Linked DNA regions of Mus musculus: region 2 is linked to region 1. A link is a loop called in an ENCODE intact Hi-C map of the cell type or tissue named here. Cell type or tissue: gastrocnemius. All regions are shown on one strand. Links, peaks and the distances in the headings refer to the core of each region. The heading gives the core; the rest is flanking DNA.

Evidence for each region. A loop is a pair of places that touch in the nucleus more often than their neighbours do. Peaks named below come from ENCODE experiments on the same cell type or tissue, not always from the same donor. Only the 100,000 strongest peaks of a DNase experiment are listed, where the experiment ranks them.
Region 2: a loop joins it to region 1, with 2.1 times the contacts of the local background. A loop is called at or near these places in 1 of 42 quality-filtered maps.

Annotation. Positions count from the first base shown.
Region 1 is chr4:117,546,618-117,553,561 of GRCm38, forward strand. Eri3 (exoribonuclease 3) reads left to right here and starts at 3,748. Exons shown (of 9, transcript NM_080469.4): 1 at 3,748-4,113; 2 at 6,351-6,426. The coding sequence starts at 3,979. In gastrocnemius, for the core only: no CTCF peak of the experiment used is centred there; DNase peaks (open chromatin) are centred at 3,669 and 3,972; H3K4me3 peaks cover 1,912 bases; H3K27ac peaks cover 1,712 bases.
Region 2 is chr4:117,647,604-117,654,547 of GRCm38, forward strand. It overlaps Eri3 (exoribonuclease 3), which reads left to right. Exons shown (of 9, transcript NM_080469.4): 8 at 1,704-1,803. Among named protein-coding and RNA genes, the nearest start is that of Dmap1, 31 kb to the right of the region's middle. In gastrocnemius, for the core only: no CTCF peak of the experiment used is centred there; a DNase peak (open chromatin) is centred at 4,141.

The DNA.
Region 1 (6,944 bases), core at 1,635-5,634:
ATCTCTTAGTTCAGATTCGGGTCACCAGGGAGATGAATGTTACAGGCTCACGGCGAACAAGCATGGGGAGAGCAGGGAGAAGAGGATGGCCAGGTTCAGGCCCCACCGATGATCCTGTAGAAGATGGCTGACGGGGAAGAGAAAGAGGTAAGGGGTTGTGGTCAGAGTAGGAGGAAGAGTTGGAGAATGTGGTGGAGGAGACAAGATAAGGAACAACGGCTTCCATGTATTGAACTCTTCAATTAAATCTTGGCTTTAATTCTAACAACAGGTGTTAGCCCTAGCTCTACCCTGGAGATGCAAATGCAGAAACCTGGAGAGTTATTTGATTTGTCTAAGGTCATACCCACAGCCAGGGCTCAAACCCACAGTCCTTATAACTGTACCATGCCATCCTGTGCAGATTATAGGGACCAGATGGTGGCAGCAGTTATTTCAGCCTCTGGATGAAGGGATTTCAGATCTAGCCTGGGTTCTCTTAGCTATACCCAGTTGGGGGCTGCCATTCACTGTCATCAGGGGTCAGCATTCTCTGCCCTTTTAAAGTTTGGTTAAAGTCCCTTGTGTGACTTTTCCTGGAGAGTCTATTTCTATTCACCCTAGATATGGAGGGTAATGACACACCAAAGAAACAATTCTATCCAAGGCTTGCTTGATGCATCAATGAGTTTATTGGGGTTATTATACATAAGAGCATGAATGGGGAGTTAACCTGGAGTAGAATGGAAGGCTTAGGCAGTGGCCTCGCCCATCACCCCACCCCAGCTTGGGTAATTACTTACCCCTTGGGCAACGTAGGGGCTATTACTCTACTCAGTGACTGCTTAACCCTCTCACATAGCACTGGGATGGGCAGGCCCTGGAGAGTCCTTCCCCATTTCTCCAAGTGGGAATGCTTGTAAGGATCCCAATCTCATGAGTGCCTTGGGTGGGTGATCCCAGAAGCTCTGACTCAAAAAGAGACTAATCATAGGCACCTTAGAGGCAACAGTCACACGAGGTCTCAGCTTTGGTGTCCATTTTGCTGTTTTTTTCCTTGGTGGTAGCCTTGTCCTTTCTTGGGATCTTGTTTTCATTGGCCTTAGTCCGTTGGCCCTGAAGCCAGGCGACTGTCCAAGAGGTACCTGACTCAGTTCATCTGCCATCCCATCTAAACCTGAACCCTTGGCCACTTGTTATTCATGCCATTCTTGTCCCCTCATCTGGCTATTCTGCCTTCCTCTGGGAATGAGGGTTAGGTTTTGACTGTGCTCTCTATGTTGGGGTTGCAGTGAGCCGAAGTGATCAAATCAGAGGCTTCAACACAGTTTTTAGTCTCAGATGTGCCACTGCTCTGCTTGCTATGGTGTGAGATCTGGCACTCCATTAACTACTGGAATGATGGGGACTACCTTTTTCCTTTTCCCTGTTTCTCTCTCTCAACCTTCTCTGCTGTCTTCTCCCCCCTCTTCTTCTTCCTCCTCTTCCTCTTCCTCCTCCTCTTCTCCTTCTTTTTGGTTTTTCGAGATAGGGTTTCTCTGTGTGTGCTGGCTGTCCTGGAACTTTCCCTATAGACCAGGCTGGCCTGGAATTTAGAGATCATCCTACTTCTGCCTCCCAGGTGCTGGGATGAAAGACATTCACCACCACACCCAGCTTTTTCTCTCTATTTTTAATGTGATCATTCGATATATCCTTTCTGGAATAGGATCTGCTGAGAGAAACTATTTTCTTTGCTACCCTGGCCAACTGGGTAACACCCTGCCTTGTATATTCACCCCCTCCTTTCCAGCCTCACGTTCTTCTTCCCTGGGCTTAGGCTTCCCAGTTAAGTCTAAGTCTATAACCGTAGTCATTGGATCTGCTCTATTTTCTAGGGTCAGCTGCCGCTGCCTTCTCCTCCTCCTCCTCTTCCTCCTTTCCCTCCTTGTCCTCTTCCTTCTTCTTCTAAGTGTATGTGGGTGTTTTGCTTGCATGGATGTCTGTGCGCCACTTGTATGCAGTGCCTGAGGAAGCCTGAAGAGTGCATTAAATCCCCTAAAACCAGAGTTATAGATGGTTGTGAGCTGCCATGTGGGTGCTGGGAATCAAACTCAGGTCTTCTAGGATAGTCCTAGAATACAGATTCTTTTTTTTTTTTAAGACTTATTTATTATATGTAAGTACACTGTATCTGTCTTCAGACACCCCAGAGGAGGGCATCAGATCTCATTATGGACAGTTGTGAGCCACCATGTGGTTGCTGGGATTTGAACTCAGGACCTTTGGAAGAGCAGTCAGTGCTCTTAACCGCTGAGCCATCTCTCTAGCCCATTGTTTTACTTTTTATATTATCTTTTCATTGCCCATCCCTTCCATTTCCTTTCCTATAGAAAAGCTCCTTGAGGATATGGATTTTATATGTCTTACCATGAAACCATCAGCAACAGACAGTGCCCAATTCTGAAGTATAAACACGCATTGACGAATGGGCCAATCCAGGTTAATGTTTATGTAACGATAAGAAGAAGAAGCTCCAGTTTTAGTTCCAAGATTTGGGGACAGGCAATCGTGGCTCTCCTTTTCTCAGTTGGGGTGAGTGATATCTGTCTCTGTTGCAGTTTACTCCTTCATTTGTCAGAAACACATTATTGCATAGCTGCTCTATGACTGACACCATACTGGGTATAAGCCATGCAGCATGAACAATATGGAAATGAATAGCTATCTTAAACGAGTTTCAATTCCTGGGAGAGAGATGGCAGGGAGACAATTGTAAAGTGCTGTGCTCAGTTCTGTAGGTTCACAGTAGAACCATCTAACCCATTATGTGCATGAGATTAAAGAAGGCATTCTCTGATATGGGGATTACAGGCATTTCCAGCTCAGGCAGGAACCATTATATTAAGATCTCAGAGGTGGCAGGGTCCAGAACTGATATTAGCTGTCTTAAAGGAAAATAGCAGGTGGCAGACAGAGGAGCTTGGTAACTGAAGATGGCTCCTAAGATGGATCTGACTGAGAGGCTGTCAAAATCACCAGTGGCTTAAGACTGATGCTTCCCATTTCATAACGTGGATTCCCAGAGAAGCACAGCTAAGATGGAGACACTCACCCATCGCTTTAGGTGAAGTTCTCCCCAGCTGCCTGGAGAGACTGACTGTGAAAGACCCACTACAGCTATGGCCAGAAACCTTGTTAACCCTGACAGTTCCTCTGAGGGCCTCAACAAGCCAGAAGCTTCCTCCTCAGAAAGGCCCTTCAGAAATCTCAGCATTTTCTTTTTAGCTGAATTCGCCTCCCTTCTTTCCAGATTTCCCTCAGGCCCGCATCAGAAAGTAGATAACGATTACTTGTTGACAATGAATCACAGAAAAGTGTCGCCTAAAGAGAATGTCTCCTAAGCCCATACTCACCGAATGCCTACAGTCAAGGTGGGGAAAATAAGTAGAGCATCTGGGTCATTTTAGGCCTGACGAAGATTTCGGGTTATTTTATTATTATCATTTATTTATTTTTTAAGAAAACCCCTTTCACTGTTTAGAAGTGACCCTCCCTTTCTCTTTTGAATACGTGGCTCCTCTAAACTACAAGTCCCACAAGGCCCAGAGCCAACGGTCACCATCTTGACACACCTTAACGCGCATGTCGGCGGGAGAGAGAGCGTTTGGAGAGAAGAAGCCCCGCCTTACTCCAGCTCATTGGCCAAAGGCGCTAGCAGCGGGCTCAGCGGTTGGCTACCACGCCCGCCCGTCCACCGCGTCGGTCGGGGTCAGAGTGCGCGGAGGTGAGTCGGTGTGTTGTGGACTCGTGGTGCTGGCTGCCGCTGTTGAGGCTGCCTGGAACGGGCTGTGGGAAGCGGGCGGAGCTGGCCCTGCTTCTGCCTGGCCAGCGCCGCAGGCGGCGCGGGCCGTGCCCGCTGCCGTCAACTGCCCGGAGCGTCTGCTGAGGCCGAGGGAGACGCCGGGGCCTGCACCTGGAGAGAGCCTGCCGTGCTGGCCCGGAGGAGGGGGCGTTGCCATGGCGACAGCCTCTCCGGCAGCTGACGGGGGGCGGGGGCGGCCCTGGGAAGGAGGGCTGGTCTCCTGGCCCCCTGCCCCTCCCCTTACGCTTCCCTGGACCTGGATGGGCCCGAGCTGGGGGCAACACCCTGGGGTGGGTGAGATTGAGAGGGCCCCCAGCTTGGGCCCTGGTTAATGCATGCGGGGTGTGGGTCGTGGCGCGCACACTTAAGGAGCCTGGGATTCTGGCCTGGTGCTCACCCTGGATGTTAGAACTCTGGGCGAAGGGATAGCTGGGGAGGGCGGTGGGGGAGCTCGGCTTTGCGAGAGAGACTGGGTGAGTTGATGAAAGGGCCTGGTTTGAGATTTCTGGAGAAGGAGAGAGGTTTGACCAGATAAAGTAGAAGATTAAGGAATTATTTATAGACTACCCCCTCCGCATCTTGGCACAGGCACACATGCTAGCACTTTACTTCCTTGTAAGTCACAAGCTGTGGGTAATAATGGTGGACAGAGGTGGACAGAGTGGAGAAAGAGCCTTAACCCAGGTAGCTTTTTGTATGTCTTTATTGCAAGTGGTCCAGCAACAGGTGTCTTCTTAAAACAAAGAAAGCATGACTTGGGTTGAGTTCTTGTGAAATGTCAGCTGCTCGACGTTGGCCTGGAAGATGCTGGGTATGGGGCCCCTCATCTGGAGATACAGAGCTTGCCCCTCAGGCTGGATTTCGCAATGACTGGGGCCAATAATTGTCTCTGACCATTTTTGTGGCTTGCATTTGCTAGTGCATTTCATTGGTTTCCCAGCCCAAGGGCAGCAAAACATGAATCCCATTGGCCAAAGACTAAGCTATTTAACTGTAGTAGATTGTGATTGGCCGAATGATTTTTGACTGTAGAGTTTGTACCAGAAAACTGGCTTCATCAAATTCAGCTTTATTCTGACTTTATCATACACAGTATACCTTGTTTTAGTGGGCTCGGTCTTGGACCTTAAGTATATTATACTTGAATCGCCCACCATTTAAAAGCCAATTTATAACAGTGACTTGGAGTGTGACTCCACTAATGTATGCCTGTGATCTTGGTTAGAAACCCACTTGGCTGCCTGTCGGCAGGTGCTGCCTGGGGGAAGGGAGCTGCCGGGAAGTGATTGATAAGGTTTCCTTTATGGATTCTGTGGTGCTTCACTGGAGCTCAGAGCACTTTGGCAACTTAAGCACTCCAAATTAAAAGCTCATTAACAATTCCTGCCCAAAGATCCTGTAAATAATCAGCCAGTTAGGTCCTGGAGCTTGGCTAAGAGCTCTCCCTTCAACTTGAAATATCTAAATCAAAGGGGTTGTTATTGCATTTTATTTTGAAAAGTTTACTCCCTGGTGGCATAAACTGGAGAGTGCCCTGTTCCCAGGGGATCAGGATAGAATAAAGTCTTAAGTGTGTGGAGTGGTAGACAGGATTATGGTTCCAATTGTAGATGTTTGCGCAGAGACTTCACTAGCTTACAAGATCATGTCTGTGATTTCTGATCCTTTAGCATATCTGAATGAGGTGATGACGAGGGTAGATATGCCTTGATGGCCCTGGTGTGTAGCCCTGGCTGGCTTCTGCACATGCTGCCTGTGATTGGCTCTCATGTTGTCTTGATTTGGCTTTGATTAGCTTGATTTTTTTTTTTTTTTTAGAAGTTGAGGCAGACTTGGAAGTATTTTGCCTGCATGTATGTCTGTGTAAGAGTGTCAGATCCCATGGAACTAGAGTTACAGACAGCTGTGAGCTGCCATGTGGGTGCTGGGAATTGAATCCAGGTCCTTTGAAGAGCAGCCAGTGCTCTCAGTCTCTGAGCCATCTCTCCAGCTGAGAAGTATTTTGAACATGTTTCCCAGTGTATGTTTCCATTCTTGTTACTGCCTATAGGTTTGTAACAATGAACCCTTCTCTTCAGTCCTGGCTCAGCCCCAGTTCCTGAGTTCTGAATATTGCAAGCCTTGTGTCTTTTTCTGATAGGATTCTGAAATTATCCAGTGAACCACCACCTCATGACTATCATTCTTAGTCGAGGCTCACATATTATGAATATTTGATAATTCTAGAAGATAAACTTCCTTAACGAGGCTCACATATTATGAATATTTGGTATTTCTAGAAGATAAACTTCCTTAAGGAGAACACTATACTAGAAACATGAAGTCTATAATTCATATACAAGCTTGAGCACACATGCATGAATGTAATATTAGTTAATAGCATCTGAAAGGTCTGTGGGACCGTTTTCTTTCCGCAGTAATAGCTAAATCCCAAAGTTTGAGTTTATGAGTCTAGGAGTGACCACCAGTGAGAATTTAAATCTTGAGTTGAAATATACCTGTTGCAGAAATGTGTGTCTGTCCACAGCATTGGGGCTTTCCAGCTCTCACAGACCCTTCAGCATCTCCAGCTGCCAGTCTTGGCATCTTCGAAGTAAGGAGAGGTGAGAATCCTGTTGCATGATCACATTTGGTGTCTGACTGGTTGGATTTGGTGGGAATGGGATGAGGACTGGTGTAGAGTGTATTTTTCTGTAGCTTCTGGTATGGTAGGTAGAGTATGCTCAAACTTAGTGAAACAAATTGGCTAAAATCTTTAGAGTAAGAGTTAGAGAAGATGAGTGATCTAGACTCTCCAGTTTGGTCATGAGATTTTCTTTTTCTTTTTCTTTTTTTTTTTTTAGCTCCTCAGTACTGGGGAATGAACCCAGGACTTTGCAACACATTAGGCAAGCATGCCAGTACTGAACAATGTTCTTTCTTTTTTTTATTTGGTTTTTCGAGACAGGGTTTCTCTGTGTAGCCCTGGCTGTCCTGGAACTCACTCTGTAGACCAGGCTGGCCTCGAACTCAGAGATCTGCCTGCCTCTGCCTTCCAAGTGCTGGGATTAAAGGCGCCACCACGCCTGGCCTGAACAATGTTCTTAAGTCTCTCTCTCTTTTTTTTTTCTTCTCACGTATA
Region 2 (6,944 bases), core at 1,990-5,989, 100 kb after region 1:
CCCCCTACTGGCTGTGTCCCCTGTCTGTCTGCATCCTCTTGCTGCATGTGTCCCTTGTTGCCCACATCCAGGCTCTGCCAGCATGCTCTCCCCCGACCCTATCCTTGAGTCCACACTCAGACTCTGGTTTGTGGCCATAGCTGGGACTGGGAGAAGGTAGAGGAGGATTGGCTAGAGTTGAGCTGTGGCTGGTCCCTCTGTGATCAAGGAAAATGGCTTTGGAAAGTACTGAGTTTGAAATTGCATTGGCTCCCAGTCTCCTAGTGCCCGTGGGCTTGCTTCCTGAAGCTGGAAAGGAAAGAAACTGGCTCTCTGCCTCTGGGCCCCACACAGCACTGCCCCCACCCATCTTGTTTCTGGCCCTGTTCTGGGTCCTGTTCTCTGTGTGAGAGTGCTGGGTGCGGAAGTAGGTGGGCACTGATGTGCTTATCTAAGCATGGCTGGCAGGCATTTTGTTTCATCACCCAACTTAACTCACCCAAGTTGTCTTCCCATTACCACTGTCCCACATGCTGTTTAGAAGAGGGTCCGCTTGGCGGTTAACTCCTAAAGTGAAGACACAGGTAAATGTTTGACCTCATTTCAGGCCCACTGCTAGAAGCCCAGGACTCTTTTGGGCAAGCTAAGAAGAAACCCACCTCAGCTACATTGTAGAGGTCTAACCCACATAGGTCAAAGTCACTTTCTAGTGTGCCTCAGTTTCCTCATCTGTGACATTAGGCCTGTCATGCCAATGAGGATAGAAGCTGCTGGTCCTGTCCCCAGTGAGAGAAGACAGGTCCTGTCCTGTCACATGTTCCCCACAGATGGCGATCACTGGAGGCCAGCTGGTGTGATAGAGAATGGAGGGAGCAGAGGAGCTGCTGGGGGCCTGAGCAGATCGATGCCCCCAGCACTTCCTTCCCCAACCCCAGGAAAACAATTAAGTACAGATCAATGGATGGCCGCTTTGAATATGCATAAGTGAGCACTTGACCTTCAACAGAAAACACGCGCGCGCGCGCGCGCGCGCGCACACACACACACACACACACACACACACACACACACACACGTCCTTCCTCAACCTCACAACATACTCTGTACTTCACTTCACTGATGCTTGAGTTGACCTGGTGACCTTATTCCCTTTTCATTGAGCTCTTACACAGCACTTACAGCTTTTTACAACCTTGCCTGTGCAGAATCAAAAGCAATGTGACTATAGGCATGTTGTTAGCCAGCTCCTGTTTCATTTTTTCTGTCTGTGGAGTGAAATTTGGAGACACTAATCACCTGGGTCCTACCTGAGAGCAGTCTTTGTGACCAGCAATCCCAAGGGAAGGAACCCAGCACAGCTGTGGTGCTCTAGGACGGGAGTCTGTGGAGGGCTGTTTGGTGAGGGGGATGTTCTGATGAGGGGAGGACTCACCAGAAAGAAGACCTGAGCAAGCCAGAATGCTAGTGAAGAGCCTTACAAGGGGCACCTCATAAGGGTGGCAATTGCTGAACGGAAAGGGCCAAAAGAAAGAAGACTTCAGAAAAGGAAGGGGTCTTGCAGTGGGGAAGAGCCTTGGTAAAAAGGGAACGTGTGGGCAGACGCTAATGAGGTGGTGTTACTGGTCTCCGAGGGGAAGAAGTGGGGCCTTGGGGGAAGACTTGGTGAGTGGGGTCTGCCCAGTGGTCAGGGCCTCTGTTAACCAGTCTTACCTCCTGTCTTCCAGGCTTACAGCTTCGCCATGGGCTGCTGGCCCAAGAATGGACTACTAGACATGAACAAGGGTCTCAGCCTGCAGCACATAGGCCGGCCCCACAGCGGCATTGGTCAGTCCCTCCACAAATCCCCCTGGCAGCTTGCTCAGTCCCCAGCCTGCATGCCTCAGTCCCCTGGTAAACAGAGGGTTTCCCTGTCTCATTCAGTAGCCCAACCGTATGGAAAGTTCTCATCACTGGCTGGAGGGAGGAGGGGAGGAGGCTGGAGGGAGGAGGGGAGGAGGCTGGAGGGAGGAGGGGAGGAGGCTGGAGGGAGGAGGGCAGAGGGAAGACGTTATGGTTTGGGGCAAATAGAGAGGACCACTCAGAACATTTCAGAGGAGACTGGAATATACGTTTTGGGTGACTCACAGGTGGCCTTAGATTCAGAGTGCTGTCCCTTATTCCTCCTGCACAGTGTCTTCAGGGATTTGGGTACATGTCAGCCTACCCACCCCCCTGTGGAGCTGGAGGAGGCTGTTTAATATTGTTTCAAGTCTGTGGCCACTAAACTGGACGATCAATGGGAGTTAAGGAGATGAATTATTTAAACCTCACCAGCTTTTAATTAGTCTAGGTCCTTCTGACCGATGACTTCGTCCACAGGGTATTGACTCCCCCACAGGATCAGCAGCCTCCACTGAGCAGTGCCTGGGTTGGGAGGGGCCGCTTGGGGTAACAGGTGGGGTAACCCTTGGGATTTCTGCTTGGGAGAAACTGGAGTGGCTGCAATTCCACAGAGTTGGCAGCTCTGTAAGCTTCTGATACATCAGTGTGAATATGTGTCTGTGTGAGTATCATGCTGTCTGTGTGTGACAGCGAGTATAAGGTATCCATCTTTGTGCATGCCTAACAGTACATCCATGTTGATTTGAGGGCCTGTGTCTGATTATGGAAACAACCACCAGCCTGTGGGTAACTGTCAGAAAAAAGTCTCTTTCTGTGTCTCTTATTTTGTGTGTATGTGTGCAGATGCTTCCAAGGAACAGAAATGACCAGCTGCAGGCATTGTTCCAAGGGATGGAGAGAGCCAGGGTGATTGTGGGTGGTGCTATGACCTTATTAAAACTTGATTACTTTTGACAAGGTATCATCATCAGAAGGAGAGACATCAGAATGGTAGAAGGTCCCAGCACTTGGTAGAGATTAGCCCCTTTATCCATTTATCCACCTGCCAGTGCCCAGTAGGTGCTGAACATGCTAAGGAGGGGCGGAGCCTGAAATTCGTGCTTGCCGTCAGGTGCTGAGCTGTGAGCTGTGGTAGGAATGTCTGGATTACCGCCCTGTTCTCGGTCGCCAGGGTAGCTTCTACTTCGTCTGTATCACAGTGACTCCTGGGATTCCCTCTATCATTCTTAGGTGCCAGGGAGACAGGGATCCTGGGGCTCTGTGGGGTGCCCTGCTCTAATGGCTGTTCTTTCTCGTAGAAATGTTTCCATGCAGCCTAAAGGAGACACCAAACCCAATAGGTGATAAATCTTTAGCGTTGAACAGAAAATTTACTACAAACAAACACTCACTTGAGTTGGGATCTTTGAATGATAAATAAGTTTTCTAGGTAGAAAAACAAAGCAGAGAAAATGTGTGTACAAAGGAAGCCTGAAGGCCTGAAAGAACCCAGCAGACATCAGTAAGTGTTTCCTAAGACTGGAATAGAAAGCATAGCAAACAGCTAGAAGCAGGGCCTTGAATGCTAGTTAAAAGCAATTCTTCCTTCCTGGAATATTGGCGGGGGGGGGGGGGGGGGGCGGGGAGAGGGGGTCGTTAGAAGACGAAAGAGTGACGTGATTAGAGCTCTGATTCAGAATCAGGGGAGCAGTGTGTGCTGCACAGAGCTAGCGCTTACTAGTTGCTCAATAAAATCTTGTAGCTAGATGGATGAAAAGTAGATAAATAAGTGACTCAGTGGATGAGTGATGGAAAAGGGAGAGGCCAGGGAGAATAGGACCACTGAGAAGGCATCAGTTCAAGGAAGGAGAGCAGCAGCATGGAGTCTGTTGGAAGCCTTGAGCGAAGCTCTGCTTCTCTATGTCTGCACTAGGGTGTATTTGTGAGGAGGACACCTTTCACCAGTTGCCTCTTGAGTGATTCCTCCATTGTCTGTTCTCCTGGGTTTGGACTCCTGAAGTGGCCTGGCCTTTAAAGAAGAACATTTTTCCCTCTGGCTCACGGCTCTGAGTAACAATGAAGCCAGAAAGAGTTGTAGCTTTACTGTGTAGATCCCTGAGCTCTCAGCTGAGGGGCAGTGCTGCCAGCCTTCTGGGACAGTGGGAGGGGCCAGCAAGGAGCCCAGGGAAAGGCTCGAATTAGGCCTATCCCAAGGTAGGTGCTCAGAGAGTGCCCTCTCTATGGTTTTGCCAATGGTAGAGGCTGCCAGGGCACTGGCTCTTCTTGGCACTTGGTCTCTGCAGTCTGAATGAAGAGGGCAGCCCTGCCAGCTCCTGGCTAGCTCTGAGGTGTGGGTTAAGGGTGCTTGGAAAGGAGGGAGCATGGAGGGCATTAATTGGGCTGGGAGAGGCAGGGAGGGAGGCGTGGGTTTTGAGCAGTGAGGTTAATGGCCCTCGCACCAAAGAGACAGCTTTAATGAGCTTCAGCTGGCGGTGCCCCGAGTTACTGTGCGTGCTAAAAGGGTCGCGCTGTAAGAGTTTGATGTGGACTGCTTCCCAGCCCTGGGGTCAGGGGTCAGCTCCTGTCACTGGCCACTCAGGCTGGTCCTCAGTGACATGGTGCTAATTAACTGTGTGAGGAGCTGCCAGGCTGGAGTAGGGAATGGTATGTATATGGTTGGGTGGGGGTGAGGCAGCATTGGGTGATGCTGGACAAGAATTGTACAGATCCCACCACTTAGCTATCTCTGTTCTGATTGGCTCTTCCAATGCCATGGGGATATGACATTGATGCTGTGCAGGTGCTCACGGTGCAGGGGGGCAGGCTTGCTGGTGAAGTATGGTGACAGGAGGAGGATAGTATGGTGATGGGGGATAGGCTGTGGGATAGCATAGGTGGGTGGAAGGCCAATCAGGTTGTGTATCTTGAGGTGTTTGAGGGGCAGGTCTGATTTGAGCTTTGAGAATGCTCTGCTGGTTTGTTTGGGGAGGGCTGATGAAGAGTCTGCAGGGCAGGGAGGCCAAAAGAAAGGCACAAAAAGGTAATTGAGAGCCAGGGCAGCACTGAGGGCTGGGGCCAGGCTGGGGTGGGAGGGGTGCTGTGGCAAGGAACCAGGTTAAACTTTGTTTCAGCCATTAACTGATAACCTAGCATCTACTATGAGACAAGAATTATGTTGGTCTAGATGACATGGTGCCTGGTACCCACAGAAATTTCAGGCCGAATTTTGAGCTCAGCACTGGAGACTGAAGGAGACACAGTTCAGGAATGACTAGGGAAGGTCCAGAGATGCTGCAACACGGAGCAGGAAAGCTTTGGAGGCTTGTGAGCAAGACATTTTAGTGGGGCTGGGTGGGTTTGGCCCTGGGAGCCTGATGTACAAGATGAGGCTGCTGAACTGCACCGCCCTGTGGCTCTGACAGTCCCTCAGTCAGCTTATCTCCAAGGCAGGGTGGCCTCCCAGCGACTGCTGAGTAGTCTGCCTTTCTTTCACTTCATCAGTGTGTCAGCAAAGTGTTCCTCTCATTTTGCATAAACTCATTTGCCTAACAGTCATGTGAAGGTAGGCATCACATTTCCCTTCCTAAGAAACTGGCATGAGTTGGTCAAGGTCCCATAGCCGATGACCTGAGGATTAAGTAAATACCCAAGTGCCCGACCCAACATCTCAATCCCTGTGCCCTGCCAATGCTGCGCCTTTGTAGTGTTGAACTTTGTGATTGTTTTGACTTAAAAAATAAAACAAGGGCTGGTGAGATGGCTCAGCAGTTAAGAGCACTGACTGCTCTTCCAGAGGTCCTGAGTTCAATTCCCAGCAACCACATATAATAAATAAATAAATCTTTTAAAAAAATAAAATAAAAAAATAAAACAAAACAAAAAAACCAAGCCAGGTGTGGTACTAGACGACAGGCAGATGGATCTCTGAGTTCGAGGCCAGCCTGGTCTATAAAGCAAGTCCAGGAGGACAGACAGGACTCTGTTACACAAAGCAACCCTGTCTCGAAAAACAAAACAAAACAAAACAAAAAACCCGGGTTCTAGGATTCAAATTCAGATCCTCATGCTTGAGGGAAAGCACCTCGCCGCTCCGCTGAGCTGTGTCCTCAGCCTCCCTCCCTCTCCTGCTGGCTCTCCCTATTCTCCATAAGCTCCCATGAACCTTCTGGGCCTGCAGGGTGTGGGCAACAGCTGGAGAAAGAAAAGGCAAGACAGGCCCTGCCGTCCATCAGCTCTGTGAAGACACTGCACATCTGCTGACCTCAGCCTCTTCCAGTCCTGAACCATCTTACTCTCATTACAGTTTGCTCTCTACCTCTTGGCCCAGGGAATCCCACCTATCTCCAGGCCCTTGTCTTAGGCATATAAAGAAGGGTATCTTGATATCATTTGTTATGGGCAATAACTGGGTCCTTTTAGGCTGGGGGTGTAACTCAGTAGTAGAGCACTTACCAGCAAGAGCAAGGCCCTAGGTTCAGTCTCTAGTACCACAAAAGAACAAACCAAACTAGAATCTTCCAAGCTAGGCTCTGCAGCAGAGTCTGGGTTTCTTCCCTTCTTTCCTTTCTGAAATCTGTACAGGGAAGATCAGACAAATCTGCTATTGTGACAGAGCCTACAGACTTCAGGTTTTAGCTGGCTAGGAGAATAAGTGAACAGCCCCCATACCCAGCTGGGTGGGCCGGCCCTGCGGTCTTAGCCTCTCTGCTCTGAGACTGAGGGGTCCCTGCAGAGGCTCATGGCACAGGTGGCATGGCCAGAGACCAAATGGACTCTCAGGAGCTTGCTGCCCACCAGAGTTTGGCAAGAGCTAAGCTGGCAGGTGGTGGCAACGGGGAGGGTGCCCCTCTGTGGGAAGAAGTACTAGCCTGTGGTCTCCCCCACATGAGTAGGGTGTCTATCAGAGTCCAGTCAGAATGCATTAGCTCTGTGGCATGGATCTCATTAGTGCCCGTGAGAGGTGTCACTGCAGGAGAAACGTAGGCTCAGGGAGATGCTTGTACCGAAAGGAAGAAAGGACAGTGACAGCCTTTTCTCTGCCGCCAGCTCACTGGGCCTCCCACCCTCCTCCTCTCGGGGAGGGGGGTGCTGGCTAATGAGCTCAG